Regions from separate parts of the Mus musculus genome. Here region 1 is linked to region 2. A link is a loop called in an ENCODE intact Hi-C map of the cell type or tissue named here. Cell type or tissue: gastrocnemius. All regions are shown on one strand.

Region 1 (8,000 bases), 400 kb after region 2:
CTCCACCGGGGTCCTCATCCGGGTTGCTCAATCCTGGCGACTCCTACCCGGGGCTCCTTCTTGGTTTGTCTCTTCCAAAGGGGATCCTTCCTAGGAGACTGCCTTTGTCTACTTTCCAGGGGGTGGAGGGTCTTTTCCTAGAAGTTCTTTCGGGGTATGGGGGAAGACAACCGTTTCCAAGACTTCACCTAAACTCGGAGGTTCAGCTCCCCGAGCCTCCCGTTTTTTTGTTCTTCCCTGTAATTTTTTGTAGTCTCTCTGTCCCGCCCCGTGAGGCTGCCCGCAGACAGCCTCTTCTTAAAGATAAACCTGGAAAGACGCCCCAAGATTGTCTCTTTCAATAAGGGATGTGGGTGCCCTGCAACACTTGACTTAAGCTTATACAGCCAGGGAGGTTGGCAGAGTCAACAATCAAACCAAGATGGTTTACACATTAATTTCTTAATTTAGGTGGTAAAACCAATCAAGTAAGTTGAAAGTGACAGGGAAGGTCACTCTGGCCCAGTGGGTTTAACCTCTCGTTTATTTATTGTCAGCATCCATCTCATCTTCCTGGGGTGCAATGTAGATTTGCTTACTTACCAGAGAAGTGTTTGCTACTGATGAAAGGGCCTCTTTCTTCATAGATCTTTTTCTCCTCCTTGGCTTCCCTAACTAAAAAAAGAACAAGCAGCTGGCTAGTGAGTAGGCTCTGTGTCTCCTCTCTTTGTGGATTTAAGTTGGCACCTCCTGAACAAATAAAGTAGCTATTTGAACAGCCCTTTGGGCACCACCAAGAAGCCATGGTTCATTGGTTCTAAGTCATATAGGCTGTTTGCTCTGCCTCTGTTTGACTTATCTTCCTTTGGTGCATGGCATCTTATTCCTCTTCTGTATTATATTCTCTATTTCTTTTTCCAAAGTAGTTTCAAGGATTGGCCGGCTACTGAAGTGCTTCATCTTTGGCAGCTACCTGTTATGTTCATGTGGGTACAGGTGCTCTTTTAAAATGTACTTTAGAGTTAAAATAGGCTTTGCTGATGGAAGAAGACACATTTAATCCCAGCACATGGGAGGCAGAGACTCAGATCTCTGCGAGTTTGAGGCCAGCTTAGTCTACATAGCTAATTCCAGGACAGCTAGGGCTGCATAGTAAGACTGCCTCAAAAATAGATAGGTAGGTAGATAGATAGATAGATAGATAGATAGATAGATAAATGAATGGATACATAGATAGATACATAGATAGAAAGATGAATGGATAGATAGATAGGCTTTAATTCAGTAATTTTTCCCATTGAGACTTTTCTTTGCTGTCTCATCCATTTCTCCTTTTTTATATCATCTTGTAGAGAGCAGAGCTCTACTTTGGAGGCTGAGGCAGGAGAAGCAGATGCTTGAAAGTAGCCTAGTTATGTAGTAGTAAACATTGTGTTTCAAAAATGGATTTGAGGGTTTTTTTTCTTCTTAATAAACTCATGACTGAGACTATAAGGCTGAATCACCACGCCTAGGAATTTATGTGATTCTTATGCCGGAAGTATTGATGTTGCTGTGCCAAATGAAAAGTAGCCTGGAGTTTGACTCTCAGAAGGTTTCTTCCTCAAAAAAAAAAAAAAAAAAAAAAAAAAAAAAGAAAGAAAGAAAGAAAGAAAAAAGTAAGAAAGAAAGAAAATAAAGCTAGGGACAGCATTACACACCTTTAATCCTAGCTTCATTCAGGAGGCAGAGGCAGGAGGATCTCTAAGTTTGAGGCCAGCCTGGTGTACAGAGTGAGAACTAAGCCAGAGTTATACAGCGATACCCTGGATCCTGTCTGTCTCTCTGTGTCTCTGTCTCTGTCTGTCTGTCTGTCTCTTTCACACACACACACACACACACACAAACACACACACAGAGGAATGAATAGAAAGGAAAACAGAAAGCAAAGGATTTTGTCTGTGTTGCCCTGGTTGTCCTGGAACTCAGAGATCCAAGTTCTTGTGTTTGTTTTTGTCAACCTGTCTCCATTGGCTTTCCCTTCCTGGTCTTATCAGAATGCTTGCCTCCCTCTCCTGGGTAGAGTTAGAGTCTTTAGAAATGCCACCTTTTATTTTTGCTACAACTAGCCCAGGTCTGGAAAATCAATGGGGGTAGCAGAGAAGTAAGTGTGTGTGTTTGTGTGTGTGTGTGTGTGTGTGTGTGTGTAGGAGGCAGACTCCCAGGGAGGTGAAATGCTGGCATATTTGGGGGTGGAGGATGCTGTCCAGGCAGGACAGTCAGTTGGAGGCTCCGCTAAGAGACTAGAGGGGGTATATCCATGAGCTGTAAATTGTATAAACGTGGTATATTTTGTTTTCTTTGTGGGCATAACTCCAGGGGTTCCATGTACATCCGATTCCTAGAGTTTAGCTCCCTTTCCCTTGGTTTCTTCTTCAGCCTGTTTTCCGGCCTCCTAGATCACTGTCTCTCAGGGTCGGTTACTGAGCACTGCTGCTACCGGCTTCTAACACAGTTCTCTCACCTGCCCAGCCAGTGTTTTCCTGTCATCTCAGCTGGAGCTGGCACTGAGAACTTCCTCACGCCCCTAAACGAGACTTCAGGAACCAGGTTCTCTCTGCCCTTTTGCCAAACACCCATGTGTTTGTGTCAGGTCTCCCGTCGGAGGGAAAGGGAACGGGCCTGCATTTCAGTGATGGAAACGGTATGGACATTTGATTAAGACATAGAGTTCCAGGCGTGGCCAGACTCTTGTGAATGTTTTTAATCCCCGTGCTTCATTAACTACGGCTCATTTTGGAAAATTAGCAATACTCCAAAAGGATTTTGAAAGCAAGCAGGGAGACCGAGCACACCATCAGTGTATCGGGAGCCAGGGGCTTCCGGGGTGATGGGGAATTTCTCTCTTTCTTCTACTTTTGACATGTGGCTCCTCTTAAGTCAAATGGATTTTTTTTCTTCACACAGGGTCAGTTTATGAAGCTGTGTGAGCTTCTTACTGATTTATCTGTAGGGCTCTTCTGAGACAGGATGTCAGGGAGCATAGGCTGGCCTCGAATTCCCAATCCAATCTTTCTCTTTTCCTCTCCTAAGTGCTTGGATTACAGGCTTGTGACACTGTACCTGGGGGCTATGTCTTAAACCTTTAAAATTGTCTTTAAAGTCAGATGAAACCCCTTTACCCTCCACTAATGGTCCTTAACATTCAGCATTTGATTGTAATCTGGATATGGTAAGTTCAGAAGTTGACGCAGTGTCGACTTGTTTTTCAGCTGAAAATGTGTGTGTAAAATGCCAGCCAACTATAGCAGCAGTCTCTGCTCCCACCCCACATCCTTGGACCATGAAGGTACTGGACCAGAGTCTCCTCTGGATGCTGCTTCCCTTCTTTCACCTGATAGCCAGTGCTGCCGAGCACGAGGAGGTGGCCAAGCATGCCATCAAGCTGCACCGCGGGAAGGGCGCCACTGCCACTCAGAGGAAACAGTGGGCCCTGGACAGCTGCAGGAGGCTCACCGGGCTCCTGAGGCAGAAGAATGTGGTCCTCAACAAACTGAAGAATGCCATCAGAGCCGTGGAGAAGGACACCAGCCTTTCGGGCGAGGAGAAGCTCTTCCAGGTGCACACATTCGAGATTTTCCAGAAAGAGCTGAATGAAAGTGAAAATTCGATCTTCCAGGCCATCTACGGACTGCAAAGAGCCCTGCAGGGCGACTACAGAGACGTGGTCAACATGAAAGAGAGCAGCAAGCAGCGGCTGGAGGCTCTGAGGGAGGCTGCCATTAAGGTCAGCTGCCATTCTGGGGGGTGTCGGGGGTGGGGGGTGGGAGTTGGGGTGGAGCAACACACAGAATTAGGAAGGGCCCCTGGAGGGATTACGTTTTGCGAAGCCTGTTTGGTGCCCTCATTGCGTCTAGGAGGTGCCTATGCATGTCAGGTAATTCCTACTGCTCAACTCACACTGACTAGGAAATGGATTGGGCTCCACCTGTAACGAGTATCAGTGCCTCACGAGTGGCAGCACAGTGCTTCATGGCATTGCCGTGCCTGGCACATGGTTTCATGTTAGCAGAGGACCTTCATGGGTGAGGAGCAAGCCCGTCTACAGTGGGATGCTTTCTTCATTGGTTTGTTTCCTTGTTGGCTTGCCCTGTCCTTGTTGCCAAGCTCAATAGATTTGAGCGGTTTAGGATGCACGGCGCCCTCTGCTGGGTAGAGCTATAGTTGCACCTGGACAAACGGCCCATTGACTAGGAAACTCCCATGTCTGATTCAGAGAACCTTGGTGTGAGCTTACTAAACCTCCTCTCCTTACAAATCAACAGGAGGAGACAGAGTATGTGGAACTTCTTGCCGCAGAAAAACACCAAGTGGAAGCCCTGAAAAACATGCAACATCAAAACAAGAGTCTCTCCATGCTTGACGAGATCCTCGAAGATGTGAGGAAAGCCGCCGACCGTCTGGAGGAGGAGATCGAGGAGCACGCCTTCGACGACAATAAATCAGTAAGCAGACCAGAGCCCACCTGCTGAGCCACTGTGCTGACCCGTGCCCTGGGATGCGAGAGATACTTGTGTGTGTGTGTCTCAGGGACGCTGAGAGTGCAGATAAGCCCAAGCACTTCTGTGCCACATTGAAGTTAATATGGCATGTCTTGAGAAGTGAGTAGCCGCTCTGCTTTCTCTGTCTCCTTAGTTCTCTGAGACAGGGTTTCTCTGTGTATCCCTGGCTGTCCTGGAACTCCCCCTGTAGACTAAGCTGGCCTCGAACTCAGAGAATTGGCCTGCCCTGCCTCCCTAGTGCTGAAATTAAAGGTGTGTGCCACCACTGCCTGGCCACCACCAGCTCTGCTTTTGTCTCTCGGGACAACTGCAGTCGCTTCTTTTTTTCTTTCTTTTTTCTTTTTTTTTTTTTTTAAAGATTTATTTATTTATTATATGTAAGTACACTGTAGCTGTCTTCAGACACTCCAGAAGAGGGAGTCAGATCTTGTTACAGATGGTTGTGAGCCACCATGTGGTTGCTGGGATTTGAACTCCGGACCTTCAGAAGAGCAGTCGGGTGCTCTTACCCACTGAGCCAACTCACCAGCCCTCTTTCTTTTTTTTTTTTTAAAGATTTATTTATTTCATGTATATGAGTACACTGTAGCTGTCTTCAAACACACCAGAAAAGGGCATCAGATCACATTACAGATGGCTGTGAGCCACCATGTGGCTGCTGGGAATTGACCTCAGGGCCTCTGGAAGAGCAGGCAGTGCTCTTAACCACTGAGCCATCTCTCCAGCCCCCACAGTCACTTCTGTGTTAGTGGCTTGTCCCCAGGCCCTAGTTTTGCCTCAGACTGGGTCAGGACTCAGGTTTCAGGAGGTTTAAGTCGTTGGATTTCAGAGCTTATGTTTGCAAAAGACAGGCTTAGAGCAGAAATAGAATCCATGCATTACCTCTACTATGCTGAGATCATAAGGGGAAATCCCTGATGATGCTGAGAACTGCGGTCTTGGGTGGACTAGAGACAGTTACAGAGTAAAGACAAATCAGACTGAGAGTAGGCGTTTGGGGAGAATGGAAACAGGAAGCAACAGGGAGCCCAATTCATCAGCTTAGGATTGGAGAAGAGTTCCTAAAAATGTTTGAAAGAGTATACCGTAAACCAGGTAAAGTGTGGAAGTAGCATAGGTCCTAGTATTTTTGCCCTTAAATTCTCTAGTTGAAAAGTTCCCCTAATTCTGGCTAATGGACACCATTGGGTTGGTTTAATTCTGGCTAATGGACACCGTTGGGTTGGTTTAATTCTGGCTAATGGACACCGTTGGGTTAGTTTAATTCTGGCTAATGGACACCGTTGGGTTGGTTTAATTCTGGCTAATGGACACCATTGGGTTGGTTTAATTCTGGCTAATGGATACCATTGGGTTGGTTTAATTCTGGCTAATGGATACCCTTGGGTTGGGTTGGTTTGGTTGTTTGTTGGAACTGGATATTGAGCCCAGGGCTCTGCACATTGCCAGGAAAGGGCCACAGCACTGACTTAGGCACTCACCTTCTTCTCACTTGTTTTCTGAAACCGGAGCTCGCCCAGCTGTCTATGCTAACCTTGATTCCCTCTGGAGGCCACGTAGGTCTTAAACTTGGGTCCTTGTGCCTCACCCCCACAGACCCTAACAACAGACTTCGCTTTCCTGATCTTTTTGTCATAGAATACAAAACCATTTCCATTATTCTTTCTTTCAGTCTTTACTTTTTTTTTTTTTTTTTTTTTTTTGAGTTTTCCAGAGAGGGTCCTGGCTGTCCTGGAATTCACCCTGTAGACCAGGCTGGCTTCGAAATCTGCCTGCCTCTGCCTCCCAAGTGCTGAGATTAAAGGCGTGCGCCACCACTGCCCGGCCTCAGTCTTTCCCCTTTAAGTGCTGATGTGAAGGCATGTGATTGTAACTGTATAATATTGGTTATCGTTGCAGGTCAAAGGCGTCAACTTTGAGGCAGTTCTGAGAGTGGAGGAGGAGGAGGCCAGCTCCAAGCAGAATATGACGAAGCGGGAGGTGGAGGACGGCCTGGGTCTCAGCATGCTCATCGACTCCCAGAACAACCAGTACATTCTGACCAAGCCCAGAGATTCTACTATCCCACGCGCAGACCACCACTTCATAAAGGCAAGCCATGGCCTTCAGCATGGGTTGGCCAGTGAGGCCGTGTCTCCTGCCTCTCACTGGACACCAGCCTTCCTGCTGCCAGAGGCTTCCCTGGAACACTCAGATCTGTTCTCTCAGAAGCCTTTCTCATTTTGTTTTATTTTGTTGAGCCAGGCTCTTACTATGGCGCCTCGGCTGGCCTGGATCTCACTGTGTAGTGCAGATTGGCCTTGACTCCTCCGCAGTCCTCCGGTCTCGGCTCCCGAGTGTCAGGGTTATAGGCATGCAACACCACAGTTGAGTGTCAGGTAGCCCCTCCCGTGAGCAGAGAAGACAGGATGCCCAAGGGCTCCTTCCAGGTGCTAGTACTTGCAGCAGAACCAAGCTCCTGCCAGGTGCTGCTGCTGTAGGAAAACGTAATCCCAGTCCAGGGGTGTAACCATTTAGTTCCTGGATAAAAGACACACACATTCATAGTTACAATAAGGCTTAGTCAGCACAAGAGCTGGACAGATGTCTGTCCTCTGGCTGTTCTGTCTGTTTCCCAGCCAATAATCTCTTTATATAATTTGCTGTGTTTCATCTGGGCTACTCTTAACTCCAATTAGCCAACCCACATGGCCATCATTTCATGACTCAGCTAACCCATGGCGGCTTCCTCCTCCATTCACCTTCTCCTCGCCCCTCCTGGTTCTCTCACACCCCAAACCAGGGAACTCTACCCACCCCACCCATGTCTCCTCTGCCCAGCCATTGAAGAATGCTTTCAGGGAGCTTGAACGAACAGACAGGTCATCACTTAGAGCACAGCTTAAGGTTCTGAGCTTCTGTGTGAGGCACAGCAGCCGAGAGAATCTCCCTCTTACTTTCATCACTTGCTGTTTGTTCTCACGTGATAAGAGGACATCAGAGACCTCTTCCCTGACAACCTCTCTGTGTTCTGACTTTTTCTTCCCATGTTAGGACATCGTGACCATAGGGATGCTGTCCTTACCATGTGGCTGGCTGTGTACAGCAATAGGTCTGCCTACGATGTTTGGGTATATAATTTGTGGCGTGCTTCTGGGGCCTTCAGGACTGAACAGTATTAAGGTAAGAACAATTAATTCTGCGTTAGTATCGAACAAGATGAAAAGGAACAGGAGTAAAGACTAAATAGATGCAAGCTGCTGTCAGTCAGTGCAGATGCCAGTGAAGGGTGCCCTCAACGCAGTCTTTAACCTATGGGAATACTTCATTTCTTGATGCAGAGTGGCCTGATGACGGGTAGTTTGTCTCTTTAAATTATAGTAATATTTAAAAACGACTGGTGATGTAATGGCCTGCGTTATCCAGACAACCATTCAGACAGTAGGTCAGCTGAAAATGTTGGTCTCCGTGTAATTTTATGCAGCTCCCGTGGTTTGGGGA
Region 2 (8,000 bases):
GGCCACCTTCAGGAATCAGCCTGCACCCTATTTACAGCATCGTCTGCTGCCCTGGAAGCTGGCTGGAGCCCACCTGGCAACCTGCTCTTATTTTCCAACAGTCTTTCCAATAAAAGCATCCAGGGTCCTCAGAGAAATGGCTGAATCTAGGATGAGGGCAGGAAACACAGACAATGACCCAGCATCTTGTGGTACCAGAGAGCCAGGAAGTATTAAAAAATATCCCAGACCCACAGTGATGGGACAGGTCGGATGGTATAGGCACCTAGCCAAGGGCTCAGTTAGCCAACTGGAGCAATGGGTACAAAGTGGGTTGGGTGAATCTTGATACAAAATACAGGTAACCACCCCACAAGTACACACTGACATCAGTGACAGAATAAGCCAGTCCTGCTGGGGACACAAGGCAAGTGCCCTTTCCAGGAGTATAATTGAAGTGGCTGCAGGTTCATCTAGCAGGGCCTGGTCCCTACTTTGTCAGTGTGGGTCACTTAGCCACAAGGGTCTGGAGGTTGCAGTGTGCAGAAGGGGGGAAGTCACTCTCTCAGTGGTTGGGGGGGACCTGCCATCCCCAGGATAACCTGCCACATACCCCTGAAGATTCACCCCTTAAGACTTGGGGTTCAGTGGAAGTTATCCCACTTATGCCCAGTAGTGTGACAGACAAGTAGGGCATCATGGGAAGGCTCCTGCTGGGCATGGTTCCGGCGATGCCCACTTCATAGCATCAACCATGCCTCCACAATTCTAAGGGACCTATATAGCCAGGACCGCAATTCCTCTAGCCAGGAAGACTTGATGTTTTCCATCATAAAACTGTTAGGTCTTTAGGAAAAGCCTGACTCTTTATGTAAGTCTTGCTGTGTTTTATACTAATGTGAAACTAAGCAGCTATCACCATTCTTCCTCGTGTGTCTGTGGGTACAGGAGACGTCTTCTACAACACTGCCTCCAATTCTGGGCACGTGGAAAGACGCTGTATTTGAGCTAAGCTGAATGTGGAACTCTGTTGGACTTCCACCAGGTGAACCAGATGGCCTTCCGGGTGTCCACTGCCCACGGCCAGCTCAGGCAAAGGGAGCCCTGGCTGCCTGTTGGCTATGTAGGTCAGCTCTCCATGGGTCTCAGGACTGCATCAAAATCGATGACTTTGACTTCAAACTTGAAACCTTACGTGCCAATCACTTAGTACAAGTCTTCTCTTAAGTATGCACACACATCTGAAATAGTAGTTGCAGGCAGACTTATATATAGTTCGGTGTGTTGCTGTGACTGTCAAAACAGCTACAGGATGGCATTGTGTACCCCCTGTACCAGTGATGTATATGGGCCAGATGTCAGTGGTGGGACTGTGAGCATGGGAGCACTGGCCCTCCTGTGGGCATGCACATGGGAGCACTGGCCCTCCTGTGGGCATGCACATGGGAGCACTGGCCCACCTGTGGGCATGTTCTGCCTTGTAACTGTTGAGCAACCCTAGGTCAGGCAGCATCACACCTCAGAGACGGATCTTCTTGCTTTGGGGGTTGCAAGTTCCTAGGCCGCCCACCTCCTGGACAGTGATCCATAAGAGGATGACCCAGGACCCTCTACGATGTACAGGGTGTGGAGATGATGGCCACCTGCAGCTGCCTCTGTGGTGCCACACAGGGTAAATGTTTGCTCCCATCATACCAGCATTCGGGAGGCTGATGCAGGAGGACTGCCACTAGTCCAGTGTGGGCTACATGGTGTGACTTTCAAAAAGGAGTGGACAATAAGCAAGGTGATGACCTTTGCAGCCATAGCTGCAAGGCGGCTTAAGAATGTGGGATGTGGTCCCAGCCCTCTCGGGCCACACAGGAACTGCTGCTGCACTGTGCTCTGCCCACGATGCAGGTGAGCTGGGGTCTGATCGTCCTAGTTAGGAATTCCATGGCCTGTGCCCTGAACAGAGCTGGCGCCTCCCTAGTGCATAAGCTCATAATCATTTGGTCACAGTGGAGCCCTGCCTGTCCGAGCTCCCTGTCCTGCCTTGTGAATCCAGGGAGCAGGTCCAGATCCGGTTTCTTTCCAGGCAGGGAAAGCTGCTGGCCAGTCCCAAGGAGGCCTCTGAGATAGCATGCCAAGAAATGTCATCTGGGGCATGTGTCACCATCTTGCATCAGGAGAAGGGAGGTGTGTCCATGACAGATCCACTGCTCCTACCCACCCCCTCCACCATATCTCCCATTCCCCTTTTACTCAGGACTGCACATCTGCCAGTACCCTGCTTGGGAGCTGGCTGTGGGCAGAATTCCCTGACTAAGTCTCTTTGAGAAGGAAGGAACCTCTGCATGGAGAGGTATCAGGGCCTCCCTCCTTAGCAGCAGGCGTGATGGTGGGGGCAGGCGATAGCAGCAACCCCATGGCTATGAGGACAAGGGGGACATGCTGAGCAGCCTGGGTAAGGAGCTGCAGTGAGCCCGGGGCCTGGGTGTGTCACTGAGATGCCTCTGATGCCATAACAGAACATCTGCTGTAGAAGCTGTGCTCAGGACTAAAGCCACTGTCAGAGTCAGCGCTCTCCGTGGGAGGCAGGTTCATCCCCATGACCTGGCTTCCTTCCTGGCAGCTTTCTGAAGCATCGCCCACTGAGAGGCCTGTCCCTGTCCTGGTCGGTGAAGCTTTGATGACGAGATAGTAGCCACAGCCCAGAGAGGAGCTTGGGGACCAGAGAGTATGTCTGTATGTCTACAGAACGGTCCTGTGTCCGACCAGATGCAGTACTCCTCACAGCAGACAGGTGGCTGTGTCCCTTTCCTTCAGAAATTAAACCCACTTCCCACTTCCGGTTACCTTTAATAGTCAACTTGACCCAATCTAGAATCACTGGTGAAGAATGCCGCTATGAGGGATTGTCTAGATCAGATTTGCTATGGGCATGCCTATGGGAGATGTCTTGATGCTAAATGATGAAGAAGACCAAATCCAACAGTGGGTGGGCTCCATCCCCTGTGTCTGGGCCCTGAATGGTACACATGGGCAGAGAGGCAGAGCGGATACAACTAACTGCTTCAGGTACCCGCTGTGACTTCCCTACAGGATGGACAGTGTGCCCTGGAAGAAAGCCAAATAAACACCTGTGGTTTTAATTTCCAAAGCCTACTTTTAATGATGGTTCTCAAATGCTTTAACCTCCCTTTTAGCCCACCACCCACCAGAGGTAGTGAAAAGAAAGGACGTGGGGTAAGTGGACCTGTTTAGAAGTGGTTCTTTGGAGCAAATCCCATCTGCGTTGTCAGGAAATCAGCAGTTCAGTTCACAGGTTGGCAGCGGCTTCTTGATCCATTCACAAACTCTTCACAGATACACCAGCAGTCCAGTTCAGTAGTGTTGGGACAGCAGTAGGGGCACGACCTAGCAGAAACAGCCAGGCCTCAGTCAAATTGGCATGAGTCAGCAGGACGAACCAGCAGCAACACCAGGAGATGTTCTTGGCTGTGCCTCCTCTCTCAGCGAAGTAAGAATCATCAAAGAAGCAAGATCAACAGGCGTTGCACAACTAGCTCTATAAGCAAGCCCAGCTCAGCGCCCGATGATGTCGTTCCCCCCCTTGCTCCCCACTGTCTGTGGAGTCCTATTTATCTCTGAGGATGTCCTCTGCTTACCAGAGGAGCCGGGTGGAGGGATGTAGGGAGTGTGGGTGCCATCCTGGGTCTATCTACCAGGTACCCTCCACTATAAGCTGCTTTAACCCAAAGTGCTCACTAGGGGGCAGAGTAACCACAGCCAGCCACTGCTTCCGCATTGGACGAGACTGGTTTTTGGGAATCTCCCTAAGAATGTTTGTGCACATCTCTGAAGATGCAGTCATCCATGTACGGGCGCCAAACCCAGGCTTCTCACACAGGATTTTGTGGAGAAAAGTGAAATGAACCTTATCTCTGCACTCAGTCTGTGTATGCTTGCATGCCACTCACAGAGCTGACAGCTATACAGCCATCCCTCAGCCACAGAGCCAGGGCTAGAGGGACCCACCTGCCAAGTGCAAAGACTTAGACTGGGGGAGGGGGGAGGGGGACACTGAGGGGCAGGCTGCAGTCTGAGGTGCTCAATGTTCAGTGCCCAGGTTCCACCTGCCTGGGTTTCCAGTTTCTTCCCCTGGGAAGGAAATGACACAGCCCCCAATGAGGCCTGTGGTAGCCTCAGCTGTGCAGTGAGCCAGCATGGACCTTCTGGAAGTTTCCTTCACCGGTGTGTGGGAGGCACTGTGGTGGAGTGAAGAGTCTGCTAAGGGCTACAGGGCTATGTGTAGGGTTGCTTAGGAACGGGGAAGAGAAGGATGGCGGATGGGGGATGGTGCGTGGCTATAATCCAAGGGTCAGAAGACCACTCAGTTTTTATTCTTTCTGCCTCTCCCAGACAAGGAGGCTGGAGGAAGGCTAAATCGGCATGGGCAGGTGTGGTCAGTCAGGTTTGGGGCAACTAGGAAGATGGAAGCAGCCAGTGTTTTTCTCAGCCAGCGTTCAGGGGTGTTGACTGGTTGGGCCAGGGGCACTTTAAGTGGGCTTTGCCATCAACAGTGACCTTGTGTCTGTCATTCCTTCCTGAGAGAACAGACTGGTGTTCTGCTCTGGACCCTGATCTTTGTCCATTTTGTTTGTTGAAGTTTTAGAGTTTTCAATGGCTGTGCTGAAAGCTCATTGCCCCGTTCCCTACCCACACTTTGCTGTGAATGGCTGGAATCTTGCTCTGACTAGATCCAAGACCCTCCTACGTATGTCCCAAGATCCCCCAGTATGTGTGTCTAAGATTCTGCTTCTTCCCTTCAGGACTCCATGTCCGACCCCCGGGGACATAACTACCACACACACAAGGCATAGAACAGCCTTGGTAGCCAGCCCTCTGCTGTAGCTTTCTTCCGAGCCCCGTGCTGATACGCATGCTTTATCTCTGGGAATAAACACCATAAGCAAGTCCTGCCAACAGACGCTGGTACATCGGGTCCTGTTTCATGCTGAGGTCCCAGAGGCAGGCAGAGATCTGTGCCTGTTCTCCAGTCCCTCAAGACTCCTCTGAGAGGAAAGCAAACCTGAGGTTACCTGGAGGTCACAGTTTCCTCTGAAGCAGAGGAACCGGCAGGACAATGAACTTTGTTCTCTTGGGGAACGAGCTCGCCAGGGACCTGGAAGCTGGATATACTGACAGTTGCCTAAGAAAAGCTCCAGAGGAGAGATTAAGTGTGGCTTCCCAAATAGTGGGGAGACCTGCTTGTCCCTCGGCCATTCAATGCAGTGCCCTGTAACGGGGAATGGAAGGCATGCCGAGACCTCTTGTCCCAGGAGCCATGGGAGTTCTGGGCTTTCCTTTCATTTCTCATACCCTGGATTTGGAACTAGCCTAGTCTGTTTGTGAGACTGTGATAAAAGGCCTCAAACTGAACATCTTATAAAGGATAGAAGTTCTAGAGGTCAGGCAGTCTGAGGTCAGCACTGAGTGGGAGCCTTGCTGAGTCACGCCCCCACACACGCCAGCTTAAGGCAGAAAGACAACTGGGAGAAACACCAAGGAAGGAAGAGCATCCCACGAGCAGAGGAGGAGTGAGCCTGGCTCTGCTACCTATAAAACCGCACACCTTAGGGAAAACCTAGGGGTCTGGGACACCTACATCCATCTTACGAAGAGTCAAGCCACGTTCTTGATCTGGATTCTTACTCTGCTGCCCGGCCAAGGCAGAGTGGGTCTACAGAGGACCCCCGAAGGATTAAATGAAAGACGTGGAATCTCAGAAGAGATCCCGCAGGCCTGACCTTTGGCTCAGGTACAGAAGCTCAAGGAAGGAGGAGAGCTTTCCCAGGTGACATCAGAGAAGCTGGACATACAGAGGTGACTGGGCAAGAACCTACATTTTAATTAAAAATGAGATGCCAAACCATAAAACCTTGAGGAAAACCAGGAAGCAGTATTTACAACCCGGAACTGAACCAGCTCTTCCATTTAATGCCAAAGACACCCATTAAAGGAAAACTTGATACATTTGACCTTATCAAATCTCAAATTTTGTGCTTTGTGGACAGTCATGTTAAGCAGAACTGAAGATAAGCTCTAGACTGGGAGGAAAGATACACAAACCACACACCTAGGGAGAAACAAGACAGCCTCAGACTCAGCCACAGGAGTGGACAGCCCTGTTGAGTGGCAGCTGAACGGGTCACCTGTCCTCACCCAGAAGAACAGCTAACACTGAAAGCGGTGACCATTCGAACGCCAGAGAACTTGGTGAGACAGGCTCGCCTGTGCGCTGGGGCAGACATCATGGCAACTTTGAAGAGAAAGCATGCAGATTTTCCAGAGGTGGTGAAGGTCACGCTCCTGGGGACTCATTCCGAGAGGCGGATGGGCATGCTTGATCGCCCAAATGCACGTTTATGATTCGCTTTATAACCTGTAACGAAACCAGATGTCCCTCGGTAGATGATAGGTTAGACCTATGGAATACATACCATGACTCAGCCAAGAGGGAGGGAGCATGGGGCCTCTTCTCTGAGGGACCTCTGTAGAAGCCCCCCAGTAAGAAGACAGCTTCCAAGGAGCCTGTGCTATAGGACCCTAATCACACAGCATCCTTCCTGTTGTACAGTGGAACAACAGAAGCAGAGCTAGGGTCGTTGGAGCAGAGGGCACAGGGAGGGGCTAGGAGTGTCGATCAGTGTGGTGAGTGGTTGGTGTCTACTGTCCACTGTTTCCATACCAGGAATTCTTTTTTGTTGTGATATTGAGCTGAGGATTGGAAGCTATTTGGGGGGACTCTGCCTCTTCCTCCCCCCTCCCCCCACCAGTGGCACATCTATCTGTCATTATCTAAGAAAAACATGCATGGCCTCGACCTCTGCCAGCAATTCCACCCTGAAGTGCTGCCTGGGCACCACTTGTCCTGCACCGACTCGATGAGGTGGGAAGAGGCAGGCAACCTTTCTTTCAGACAATCATGACCTCCACTAGTGTGTAGCAAACACTGATCCCAGCTGTATAGGTTCTTGGCTGGGTAGATGTTAACTTGGGCAGGTTAACTCAAATCCAGTGACCTTGACGTCAGCCTTTGAAAATACATCTTCCAAGTTAAGGCTTCACTAAATAGAAATTCTAAGACTGCAGTGAATGTCTGGCCCTTCAAGCAGAATGTCGGAAAGCAAAGGAAGGGACGAGGAGCACGGAGAGTCAGGGGCGGGGAGCACGGAGAGTCTGAGGCTTCCCGGTGCCCAGGTGCAGTGTAGACTGCACTCCTGCTGGGCAGGTGCCAGGCGGCCAGGCACAACACTGTCCTGTGTCACTGTTTCTGGAGATCCCAGGGTGATCATGGGCACGTCCTGTCTCCATTGCTGCTGGCCTCCTCCACTTAGTGGGAACAGAGAGGAATGCACGGGGCACACACACCGGGACTCCGTCGCCTTGCCAAAAGGAGCAGTGTGAACTTAGGTTCTGAGTAACTTCTTCCCTTCCCTGTGTATTTGGGGTTACTTTGTGCTTATGTGGGTGTTTGTCTGGCCATATTTGATGAAACTGAAAACAAGCAAAATAAAACGTTCGAAGTCTACTGCTGCACCTCTGAGCAGGGCTTGCCGACTAGAAGCTGGTGTTTTCCAGAAGTCACTGAAGCGGTGTGACGTGGTGGTGTGTCCATCTCACTGTGTAGAGCTAAGGCCTATGGGATGGACTTCCAGAATGTGACCCGTGTCCCTCCCGAGGCAGCCTGCATGTGTCTTCCCTCTTCCGAACTCCACCATCAGACTGTCCTGTCCATTTGCCTAGTGCAGAGCACGGGAGCCTCAGCAGGTCCCAGGCTGTGTGTGGCTCAGGGGACTCTCCATCAGGGCTTTGCTTCCCCACTCCACCCTAGGTGTTTGCTCCCTTTAGCAGGTAAACTGCCATCTTGCCTCTTTTCACCCTAGCCTTGCTTAGCATGATTTTTATGAATTTGGAAGGATGTTCCTATGTTGGCATCCTATCGGAATCTGAGGTGAGGTCAAAGGTCTGACCAC

What was found. Hi-C counts contacts between places; a loop is a spot of excess contacts. Peaks named below come from ENCODE experiments on the same cell type or tissue, not always from the same donor. Only the 100,000 strongest peaks of a DNase experiment are listed, where the experiment ranks them.
Region 1: it touches region 2 in a loop (2.7-fold over the local background); 3 of 42 quality-filtered maps call a loop at or near these places.

What each region holds. Positions count from the first base shown.
Region 1 is chr8:13,288,427-13,296,426 of GRCm38, forward strand. It overlaps Tmco3 (transmembrane and coiled-coil domains 3), which reads left to right. Exons shown (of 13, transcript NM_172282.2): 2 at 3,231-3,745; 3 at 4,284-4,463; 4 at 6,420-6,611; 5 at 7,554-7,682. The coding sequence starts at 3,302. Among named protein-coding and RNA genes, the nearest start is that of Dcun1d2, 4.3 kb to the left of the region's middle. In gastrocnemius, a CTCF peak has its summit at 4,165 (motif pointing left); DNase peaks (open chromatin) are centred at 4,163 and 4,460; H3K4me3 peaks cover 836 bases; H3K27ac peaks cover 575 bases.
Region 2 is chr8:12,892,962-12,900,961 of GRCm38, forward strand. It overlaps a transcript of Mcf2l not described here. Among named protein-coding and RNA genes, the nearest start is that of Gm15353, 13 kb to the left of the region's middle. In gastrocnemius, CTCF peaks have their summits at 2,750 and 3,738 (motif pointing right); DNase peaks (open chromatin) are centred at 87, 1,039, 2,423 and 3,722; H3K4me3 peaks cover 1,497 bases; H3K27ac peaks cover 2,033 bases.